2 separate regions of the Homo sapiens genome follow, and region 2 is linked to region 1. The links are chromatin loops, found by intact Hi-C in ENCODE. Cell type or tissue: Caco-2. All regions are shown on one strand. Links, peaks and the distances in the headings refer to the core of each region. The heading gives the core; the rest is flanking DNA. Region 1 overlaps MYLK (myosin light chain kinase). Region 2 overlaps MYLK (myosin light chain kinase).

Region 1 (5,380 bases), core at 323-5,322:
GACTTAAACAGATACTTCACCAAAGACAATATATGTTTGGCAAATAAGTACAAAGATGTTCAACATCAGTAGTCACTAAGGAAATTCAAATTAAAAACACAATATGATAAAACTATACCTATTAGAATGTCTAAAATTTTTAAAATCTGACAATACCAAGTACTGACAAAGATGTGGAAAATATAACCCTCATATATTACTACCAGGAATGCAAAATGGTACAGCCACTTTGGAAAACAGTTTGGTATTCCATTACATTTACCATACCTCCCAGAAACCCCAATCCTAGATATTTACCCAAGTGAAATGAAATCTATGTTCACCTAAAAATCTGTTCACAAACATTGATAGTGAGTTGTTCATTATCACCTCAAACTGGAAACAGCCCAAATGTCCTTCAACTGGGGAATAGGTAAACACACGGTGATACGTCTTTACAATGAAATAATACTCAGCAACAAAAACGAATAACCTATTGATATACCCACCACCATGGATGAATCTCCAACACATTAATGCTAAGTGAAAGCAGGCACACTAAAAAGCCTACAAACCATGACTCCATTTATATGACATTCCGAGATAGGAAAGAACACAGGGAGAGAAAGCAGATCAGTAACTGCCAAGGTCTGCATGGTGGGAGAGCAGACAACAAAAGCTCACAAGGCAATTCTGGGAGGTGATGGAGCTCTTCTGTATCTCAATTGTGATGGTGCCTATATGACTATATATACATTTGTCAAAATTCAGAACTGAACTTCCTCATAATTATGTATTAATTGTTCAGAATTGTACATTAAAACAGGTGAATTTTACTGTATATAAATTATATCTACTTTTTTACATGAGAAAGAAAAAGAGTCTTCAAAAAAACCTATTATGATGCAGCATTGAAAAGAAAAGTTATTGTGTACCTGGGAAAATGCTGATCATTTGTCAAACAATGGAATAAAAAGACAGTAGAAACTGCCAAATTTACCAGACCAGAATACACCGAAACTAGGAAAAGTTGGTGTGACTGATTTATGTGCAACAGATGATCAGGTAGATACTGAATATTTATTTTTTTCAAAGTTTCCAGTTAACTTTTAGAAAAAGATATCTAACTTTTAGCAATATTACTTATAGAAAAGCTAGAACTCAAAATTTAATCTAAAGAATACATAGACAAAACCCTGGTAGACTTTAATATTCCTCAGACTTATTCTGTCAATCCTAAAGGTGCCAAAAATGTCAAAATTGTGGGCACATACAAAACTGGCCAAGGGAAGCAAAGACAATTAATAGTTCAATCTCACTTAGGACTACAGATGTAAAAAACCAAAATAAAATATTAGAAAATCAAAGTCACTGGGGTATTTTTTTTTTAAAAAAACTATACATTATGACTAAGTGTTTATTCCAGGAAGGCAAGAATGCATCAACATTCAAAAATCATGAACACAGATTATGAAAAACAGCATTTCACCTTGAAATCATATGTAACTCTGATAGATTATATCAGTTATCACATTATCATAGTTCAGAAGGATCTTTATATTTTGATTATAATGATGAAAAAACTGGTATGCAATTTCAAAAATTAAGGTATATTGTAATTTAGAAACTTTTCTAAAATTGTCTATATGAAAGGAAGTGCTTTTTCCTGAGAAACTATAAAGTGATACGAATCTTAGTGGCTATAATTTGGAATAAAGAAAATATAAGAATCCATCTTTTATCATGCTATTACCTTTATTTTTTCTCTTCAGCTGGCCCGAATTGGTTTCTGTTAATTTTGAAGAATCCTTCCTAATACACAAATCAAAGAAATAATAGAAACAATTACATAGTGAAACATCAAATCAGGTTGACATCACAAACATCTGGAAAGCTTTGTTAAACCAGAGATTCCCTGACCCCACCAAGGTAGTCTGGGCTGGGACTGGGGAGCCATAGATTATTTTTCAAACAAGGTTCCCAAAGAGATTTTGTTATCAGCCAGTTCTGGAACCACTGCTATGAGGAAACAGAGGCATTAACATGTCCTTCCCTTGATGTTTTTTCAGTATAGTTACAGATATAAAATTTTAGCATGAGAAAAATTAAACAAATGATAAAAACATACCATAATAATTTATGACTTGTCTCTGTAAAAAGAATTTTACAGGGACTTATTTCTAGAGAAGTTGAGGCTGAAAAGGTCAGAGGCAGCCTCTGGGGGCAGTATCTGACAGTTATTAGGAACTTAACTCATTCCCTGAACAAATGTTTAAGGATAGAAGAACCTGTCAATCAAACAGACAAGTGAAGAATATTCCAGGTGAGGATGAACTCACAGTCACAGTCAGAGACACAGGAAAGTATCAATTGGGCTGAGACAAGAAGTCTGGTTGTAGTGGGATCAAGGAGTGTGGGGGTGGCTGCTATGAGACTGGGCTTGGAGGTCAGATTATAGAGGCCTGTGAATGGCTTAAGGCTGTTCTGTGTGAAACAGGGAGCCACCGGGGGTTCCTGAAGGTGGTGACACAGTCAGACTATGTTTTAGATCAACAAAGCAATCAAGTGTACGATGTATTTGGGCTACAGAGAAGCCACAGTTAATACTCCAAGTGTGAGCTAGTACGGTCTGGTCAGGAAAAAATAGTAATATCAAAGTAAAACCAAGTGTTTCTCTGCCTGGGATAATCAGCAGGCCCACAGGGGAGGAGCTGAGTCCCTAGGTGCCTGCCCAATCACAATAAGAAGCCTGAGAACTCCCTAAAACATACTATTGGGTAACATCAGTAGCAACTGCGTTGATTGTATCATGTATACCATGAGTGACTATTGGAAAGGCAGGAGCTTTTGATAGTAATCAGAGGCAGGTTGCAAGATAAGAACTGTTCCTCCAGGCACGTTCTAAAGCCACCTGCTGCTTCCTCATGAACATACTCGTTTCCACAAGATCAGCAACCAAGTGATTACGAAAATGATCACCCTGTTGACACTAATAGGAAAATACCAAATGGAAATTTAACTTGGACAATGGGGAAGTTTAGGAATACATCTGCTTGAGTCATGTTCTGTGAATGGACTCAGTACTTGGCTGGAAAGATGCATAAAGCTCAGGAGAAAAGTTAGAATGAAGTATACCTAGCCCTACAGAAGACATAACTGAAGAAGTGAGGTGAATGAGTGGAAAGTGCCTTCTCATGGAGTGGCACACAGCAAATCCCTTAGAATCTTCTCTGAGCACCTCCATTTACCCCATTAGCCAGTCCTTCCACCCAGATGTACTGAGCACCTGTGGTGTGTCAGGCACCAGGCTATGAGTAAGGATACAAGATGAACCACAGCTGGTGACCTCCAGGAGCACAGTGCCTAGCAGGACACTACCCTTACGACCACAGCACAAGCACAGGTTGCCAAGCACGTGTTCATCTGCCTACAGCCTCATCAGATGAGTAGAGAAGGGCTTCTCTGTCCATTTAAAGGTGCACAATCTGAGACCTGGAGATACCACGTCACATAGCAGAAGACAGTGCTGAAGCTAGCCCCCAAACCCGGGGCATCTTCCTGGTGTTTCCCACAGCCTCAGATGACATTCCATGTAGTCTGACCCCAGGAAAGGGGAACAGCACTCGGTATCCAGGGGCCCTGAAGCAGACAGATGGCAGTGATCACAGGCCAGATAAAGGTAGGACATTCACTCCTGCTCCCCATTGGACCCTCAGACTAAAGAGGACAGCCTTAAAGGACTCTAGAGAAGCAGGTGGGCAGATGAGGGAACCAATGTGTATCCATTCTTCCTGCCTATGTCAGGCCGTTCACCTTCCTATGCCATCACCATCCTCCACCAGGATAGGTAGTGATGAGAACTCTGGCTGATGCTGGCTCTACTACTTGGATTTTTTTTTTAGACGAAGTCTTGCTCTTGTTGCCTAGGCTGGAGTGCAGTGGTATGATCTCAGCTCACTGCAACCTCTGCTCCTGGGTTCAAGTGATTCTCTTGCCCCAGCCTCCCGAGTAGCTGGGATTACAGGAGGCTGCCATCACACCTGGATAATTTTGGGATTTTTAGTAGAGATGGGGTTTCACCACGTTGGTCAGGCTGGTCCTGAACCCTGACCTCAGGTGATCCACCCGCCTTGGCCTCCCAAAGTGCTGGGATTACAAGCGTGAACCACGGTGCCCAGCCACCACTTGGCATCTTAGGCCAGAGTTTCCTCTTCAGTCCAATGCAAAGGTCAAGTGGACCTGACCCTTAGTCCTAACACCCTGTGATTCCAGAACTAGGAAGTGAGCTACAATATATGAGGCATGAAAAGAGAACACAAAGCCCCAGAAACCCAAAAGTCTTCTACGGGCCTCTGGGCTTTCACTCTGGCCACCCAATTGCCTCTTAATATTTTTGATCGAGTATAAAATAAAACAATTTCAGATGTTTCAGAAATATTATTGGCAGCAGAGGGAAAACAAGGCCAGAATGAAAACCACCCCCAAAATAAACCTCAGGACAAGCACACCTGCATGTTTGGGAGTGCGCTGCAAGGTCAAAGGTGTTGTGCCAGGGCCCAGCAAGGAAGGAGCTAACAGCCTTCAGACACCGGAGCCAAATGTTCCTGCCTTCCTCTCTCCTGGCAAATGCTTACCCTCCCTTCCTCCTCTCCATTTTTGAGGCCTTCCTGCATCACTCTAGCCCCTGAATTTCTTGTCATCCTTTAATTCTGTTAATGAAACTTGGAAATTGCATGTTGTCCCTGTTTTCTAATTACCTATGTGTTAGCTCTCTTGCTACCCACCCAGAGTCTCTTAGCATAGACACATTACCTTTGTTTTTTGTTGTTGTTGTTTGTTTGTTTCTTGAGACGGGGTCTCACACTGTCGCCTGGGCTGGAGTGCAGTGGCGCCATCTTGGCTCACTGCAAGCTCCGCCTCCTGGGTTCATGCCATTCTCCTGCCTCAGCCTCCCGAGTTGCTGGGACTACAGCCGAGTAGCTGGGACTACAGACGCCCGCCACCACACCTGGCTAATTTTTTGTATTTTTAGTAGAGACGGGGTTTCACCGCGTTAGCCAGGATGGTCTCAATCTCCTCACCTTGTGATCCACCTGCCTTGGCCTCCCAAAGTGCTGGGATTACAGGCGTGAGCCACCGTGCCTGGCCCACATTTACCTTTGTTTTATAAGCCTCTACAGAGCTCAATAGAAAGTAGACATCATTAGTGTCTGCTGGTTGATTTACAAGTCATTATATAGACCTGGAGAACACTGCCCGGTATATATAATAAAAGCTATTCTTTGTTTTGTGCCTATTTATATTCCTATATTCATTTAATTTTTATAACCGCCCTCATTGTCAGATGACAAAACTCAAGTCAGCTCACAGAGGTTAAAACCCATGCCCAAGAACACCCAGC
Region 2 (5,380 bases), core at 331-5,330, 78 kb before region 1:
AGAATAAGCTGTTACTTTTTAAAAATGAACCAAAACATTTCATTTAAATGACATTTAAAAAGAAACATAACATATACTGCTGGTGAGACCATGATGAGATGGGCATGCTCATACCCTCTGTGGGGAATAAAAACTGGTGTAGTCTTTCTGGAAAGCAATTTGGTAAAAAGATTCTAAAAAATACTTCCATGTCTTTTCCCAATAATCCTACATTTAGAAATATATTATTGGGAAAGAATCAGAGATACAGCCCAAAATTTATTTATAAGAACACTATTTGCATTATTTAGGACAGAAGATAGACTATATTTTAAAAAATCCAACAGTGAGAACTGGTCAAATACAGTGGAATACCAGGTGGTTTTATGGGTACATATTTACAGGGAAAATAATGATAAGAATTTGATGATATAGAAATTTTAAATTTAAAAAATTATTACGGGAAATTTCAAACATACAGAACAGTAGAATTGAATGATAAAATGAGCACCCCAAATACCTATCACCTAGATTTAACAATTAACATTTTGCCATATTTATAGCATCTATAGCATTTATAGCATATAGTATATGTTTGTAGAACCATTTAAAAGCAGTCATACTACAATTTTAATGGCGAGCATCAAGATATATTCATTCACTCAATTAAAATATATTTACTAAATATCTACCATGGGCCAAGCTAGAGACTTGGTATACAGCAGCAGTTACATGAGTGGGGCATGTGTGTTGTTGTTTGTGTGGCGACCGTAGAAACACAGGGCTGCGGAAGGAATGGGCATCATCTGATATCCCACATAGCTACCCAGGACCACACCCCAGTAAGAACACTGCTCCCTGTGCCCTCCTCCTCTGCCACAGAGGTGAAGTGATGATACACTGTGCAGCCAGGACCGGGTAGAGACTTGGGATGAAGGTGGGGACAGGTATCATGAGGATCAGACTTTTGTGACCCTGCCACAAACCCGGGGACACGGCCACTTTCCAGCTGTGAGCTGGGCAAGGTGCTCCAACCCTCTTGGCTTCAGTCTCTTTCTCTGTCAAATGGAATGATCATATCAGCCTCATAAAGTTGAAGGGAAGGTTTGAACGAGAGTGTATGTAACACCCATAATATAGCATAAAAGGCATTCAATAGCAGTGGCTGTCAACATCATTATCATCCAGTTCCCAAAGGGATGCCCGTCTCTCCACCCTGAATATAGATATAGACCCTTTCACCAAAGACAGCAAGAAGCCCCAGATATCTTCAGGCAAGGGTCTATGAGTGAGATGACTGGAAAACAGTAGCAGGAAGCAGATGGCAGAATTCCCTGGGAAGGTGGGGAGGAGGGCCTGAGGCCCATGGGCAGCTTCCCGCAGCACCTTTGTGTCTGTACTAGCAGCACCATTTAATAAGCAAGGTGTACGTGCTGACATCATGCTGGGCACCCATCTCAATCAGAAAGAGCAGTTCTAATGATCACCCCTTCACAAATGAAGACATAGAGGCTTAGAAAGCCAACTACTCTTGTCTAAGGTCACACAGCTAAAAAGTGAAAACCAAATCAAGGTCTGATTACAAAGTCAAAATCTGCTGGCTTCTCGGAGGCCCCCACATCTCAAATGAGGTATTTCTTGCCATCCCCAGTAATGAGAGATGCAATAGGCAGAGGGTTGGGAGTTGTACAGAGGAAGAGGGGCAGAGCATGTGCCTCCCCCTTCTGCTGTCAGGCCTGGCTTTGAAGACACAAGACTCTTCTCTACCTTTGCTTTCAGGGGAGCTGGAAGCTAGGAGTGGTGAGATCCTCCTGGAAGGTAGGAGTGGCTCAGGACCCTCTGTGCAAGTCCTCTTGATCTAAAATCAGAGGCCCATGGAAATCTCCTGAAGGCCCCAGATGTTCTCATCAAAAGGCACCTGCTTGATCTCAACAGCACATTAGACAGGAGTCATCCATCCCTAGGAGAGGTCTGGCTTCAGGTTAGAAAAGGAACACGCAAATCAATACAGCAAGGGAACATCTAGTCCCTTGCAAAGTGCTTTTGTGGGGGAGAGTTACTCAACTACCATGCGGACAGGACCAGAGCCCAGCCACACCAAACAGCTCTGCTCACCCTCAGCCCATCGCCCCACCCACTGCCATCATCAGCATAAACAGATCTCTGCCACACAATTAATGGTTACTGACATATGTGGAATGCTCTATCAGAAAAAAAATTAATAATAAAGTAAATTAGACCAAACCTCGTTCCTCTCTAATCCCTTGTCAAGCCTGTGGACTATATTCCAATCAAGAAAACCAGAGAGGTTGGGTGATTTCTACAATAATTTCTCTAATGCAGAGCAATGCTCAGTGGCTAGAATCAAACACACCCAGCTAGGGGGTCTTATTCAATACAAGCTAAACACAGATCAAAGGGGAAACACAGAGAAGTAAGAAGAAAAAACAGGGGAGAGGGTCAAAAAGAGCAGTGGTTCAAGAGCTGGAAACTCCCCCTTACCCCCCTTACCCCTCACCCCTCACCCCCTGATGCTTGGGCCAACGCCCACCTCTAAATGAGGCTTTCACAAGTAACATAATTTATTAACTATTTGAAGCAGCATTGAGTTAACTGGACTTTAATTTGATCAAAAGCACTTTAAATTGTCTCTTGAACCCAGAAAGGAACACTTTCAACTACAGCGAAAAGAGATTGTAACTATAAGGCAAATGACTCAGAAAAAAAGTTTAAAAAATCAGGGCTCAAGTAATACCACAGAACAAGTTTAGAGAAACCAGTTATCCCCTTCCCTACCCAAAGTGTATACATTTTAAATGATCATTGTCTTGAAGCACCTGGTCAGTTTGCCGGGCATCTTGGAAATATCATACCTTCCCTAGAGGGAGGGGCTCCCAAGCAGGCTCCGCAGTCTACCGTGAACCCTACCTCCAACAACAGCACACATCAGAGGCAGCAAAACCACCCACGTGCAAATGCCCCAGGCACTGACAGCTCCCTCTCCCACCTTAATCCTCTCTGCAATGCACTCAAATCCTGACAAGTTCTCTAATCACTCCTAATTCCGGAGTGCGCTGCTCCTCGGCTGTGCCAGGCTGACTTGCTATGACCTACCGGAGCAAAGCTGGGCAGGACCACACACCAGTGAACGGGACACACCTTACCGCAGCTTCTTCCTCGGCAGCTCTCACATGAGTCAGGATGCGAGGCAGCCACACTTCACCACCACCGTACTGCAGAGGTTCCTGTCCAAGGTCCAGCCAAGAATGGAGACCGAAGGAGTGCCGGGCGCCACAGAGCCCAGGGCCAGACCGAAAAAGTTAAGGGGCTTTTGTTCTGACTCTGCTCGCAGATGGTGCAATTTGCCTTCCGCTGAGCAGCCAACTTCACCCGGTCCGGGAGATCTGTTGTTCTAATCCGCCCAGCTGGGGTGACCTTTGAAACCTCTGGCTGCCACTGCAGAGGCTCTCAATGGAGTCCTGGGGGAGCCAGGGGTGGAAGCTCACAGGTTTTTATTTTTACTTGTTCAGAGCTGCAGATTCTAATCTGAGTGTGGAGCAAAGGGAGGACCCTGTCAAGCAGAGAGCTGAGTCCTCGGAGGGGCTGGGCACTCTCCCAATTCCACATCTGGCCTGGAACACCACTCCAACCCCTTGGCACATCTGGCCTGGGATTACCACCCAGGGATCATAAGATATTTCCTCCTGAGACCCAGCTCTTTCTTCCCTAAGCTGAAGAAGCCCTGTTTATGATCCCTAGAGCAGGATGCAAGCCCAGCAAGCAGATGGATGGAGAACTCCTGTGCTGTGTTTCTCATAAGGAACTGCACTGATGAGGCCCAGACTCCACAGACTGTGTTCATGTTGAGCACGACTTTGCCTCGTTGGTCCAGAGCCCTGGAGAGCTTCAGGAATGATCCTTGGAGCACTCCTCTAAAATGAGGCAGCAAGGTGATGCCCTGTCCAGACCTTTTCCTCCAGCAAGAGAAGGTATTTTCATAGTTCCAAAGGAACATCCTATGCAACTCACACCTTGGGGCAGACTGTGGACATCCGAATCGGCAATGACATGAATTTAAGTTTTCCCTTGATTCATATCTGATTCTTGAAGAGCTGGTATTCTTTTAACACCTAGGAGACCCCCTACCTGCTTTCCCAGTAGTTCTCAAACATTTTTGTCTCAGGGTGGGCCCCATTATGCTTCTAAAAATTATTGAGGGCCCCCAGAGAGCTTTTGTTTGTGAGTTACTGCTGTCAATATTTACAGTATTGGAAATTAAAACTGGGAAATATTAATTCATTTTAAAACATCAATAAGCCCATTATAGGCTAACATAAATAACATTTTAAGAGAAAAATATATTTTCTAAGACAAAAAAGAATTTAATGAGAAGAGTTGCTCCTTTTTGCAAATTAATGTCTGGCTAGTAGAAAACAGCTAAATTTTCATATCTGCTTTTGCATCCAATCTATTGTGACATCACAGCTACTAGAAAACTCCACTGTACGCTTGAAAGAGAATGAGAGTGAAATAAAGTAAATGATGTTTTCTTACAAAAATAACTTGGACCTCAAGGGACCCTGGAAGAGTCTCAGGGACATCCAGGGCACATTTTGAGAACCACCACATTAGCCTATCTCCCTACTCTCTCTGTTACCATCTACTCTCATTTCTGTCCTTCTTAAAATACACAAGGAGAAAGGGAAAAGTGGTCTTCTTTATTTTTTAACTTTTACTTTATTTTCCCTTTAAAAAAAACTTTTATTCTAGAGTAAGGGAGTACATGTGCAGGTTTATTACAAAGGTAGATTACATGATACTGAGGCTTGGGGTATGATTAAACCCATCACCCAGGTAGGGAGCATAGTACCCAACAGATAGTTTTTCAGCCCTTGCTCCCCTCCCTTTTCCCTCCTCTAGCAATCCCTAGAGTGTCTATTGTTCTGTTTTTATGTTCATGTATACCTCATGTTTAGCTTCCACTTACAAGTGAGAACATGTGGTATTTGTTTTTCTGTTTCTGTGTTAGTTTGCTTAGGATAATGGCCTCCAGCTATACCCATGTTGCTGCAAAGGACATGATTTCATTCTTTTTTATGGCTGCATAATAGTCTATGGTGTATATGTGCCACATTTTCTTTATCTGCTCCACCATTGATAGGCACCTAGTTTGATTCCATGTCTTTGCTATTGGGAATAGCACTGTGAAGAACATACAGATGTATGTGTCCTTATGATAGAATGATTTATCTTTCTTTGACTATATACCCAGTAATGAGATTGCTGGGTCTAACGGTAGTTCAACTCCTAGTTCTTTGAGGAATCTCCAAACTGCCCCAGTGGCTGGACTAATTTACACTCTCACCATGTAATAATGTATAAGTGTCTTTCTTTTTTTCTC

Evidence for each region. A loop is a pair of places that touch in the nucleus more often than their neighbours do. Peaks named below come from ENCODE experiments on the same cell type or tissue, not always from the same donor. Only the 100,000 strongest peaks of a DNase experiment are listed, where the experiment ranks them.
Region 2: it touches region 1 in a loop (5-fold over the local background); 6 of 110 quality-filtered maps call a loop at or near these places.

What each region holds. Positions count from the first base shown.
Region 1 is chr3:123,874,827-123,880,206 of GRCh38, forward strand. MYLK (myosin light chain kinase) reads right to left here. Exons shown (of 34, transcript NM_053025.4): 2 at 1,733-1,791. Among named protein-coding and RNA genes, the nearest start is that of MYLK, 6.8 kb to the right of the region's middle. In Caco-2, for the core only: a CTCF peak has its summit at 2,203; no DNase peak of the experiment used is centred there.
Region 2 is chr3:123,796,695-123,802,074 of GRCh38, forward strand. All of the region lies in intron 3 of MYLK (myosin light chain kinase), which reads right to left. Among named protein-coding and RNA genes, the nearest start is that of MYLK, 85 kb to the right of the region's middle. In Caco-2, for the core only: no CTCF peak of the experiment used is centred there; a DNase peak (open chromatin) is centred at 3,267; H3K4me3 peaks cover 1,182 bases.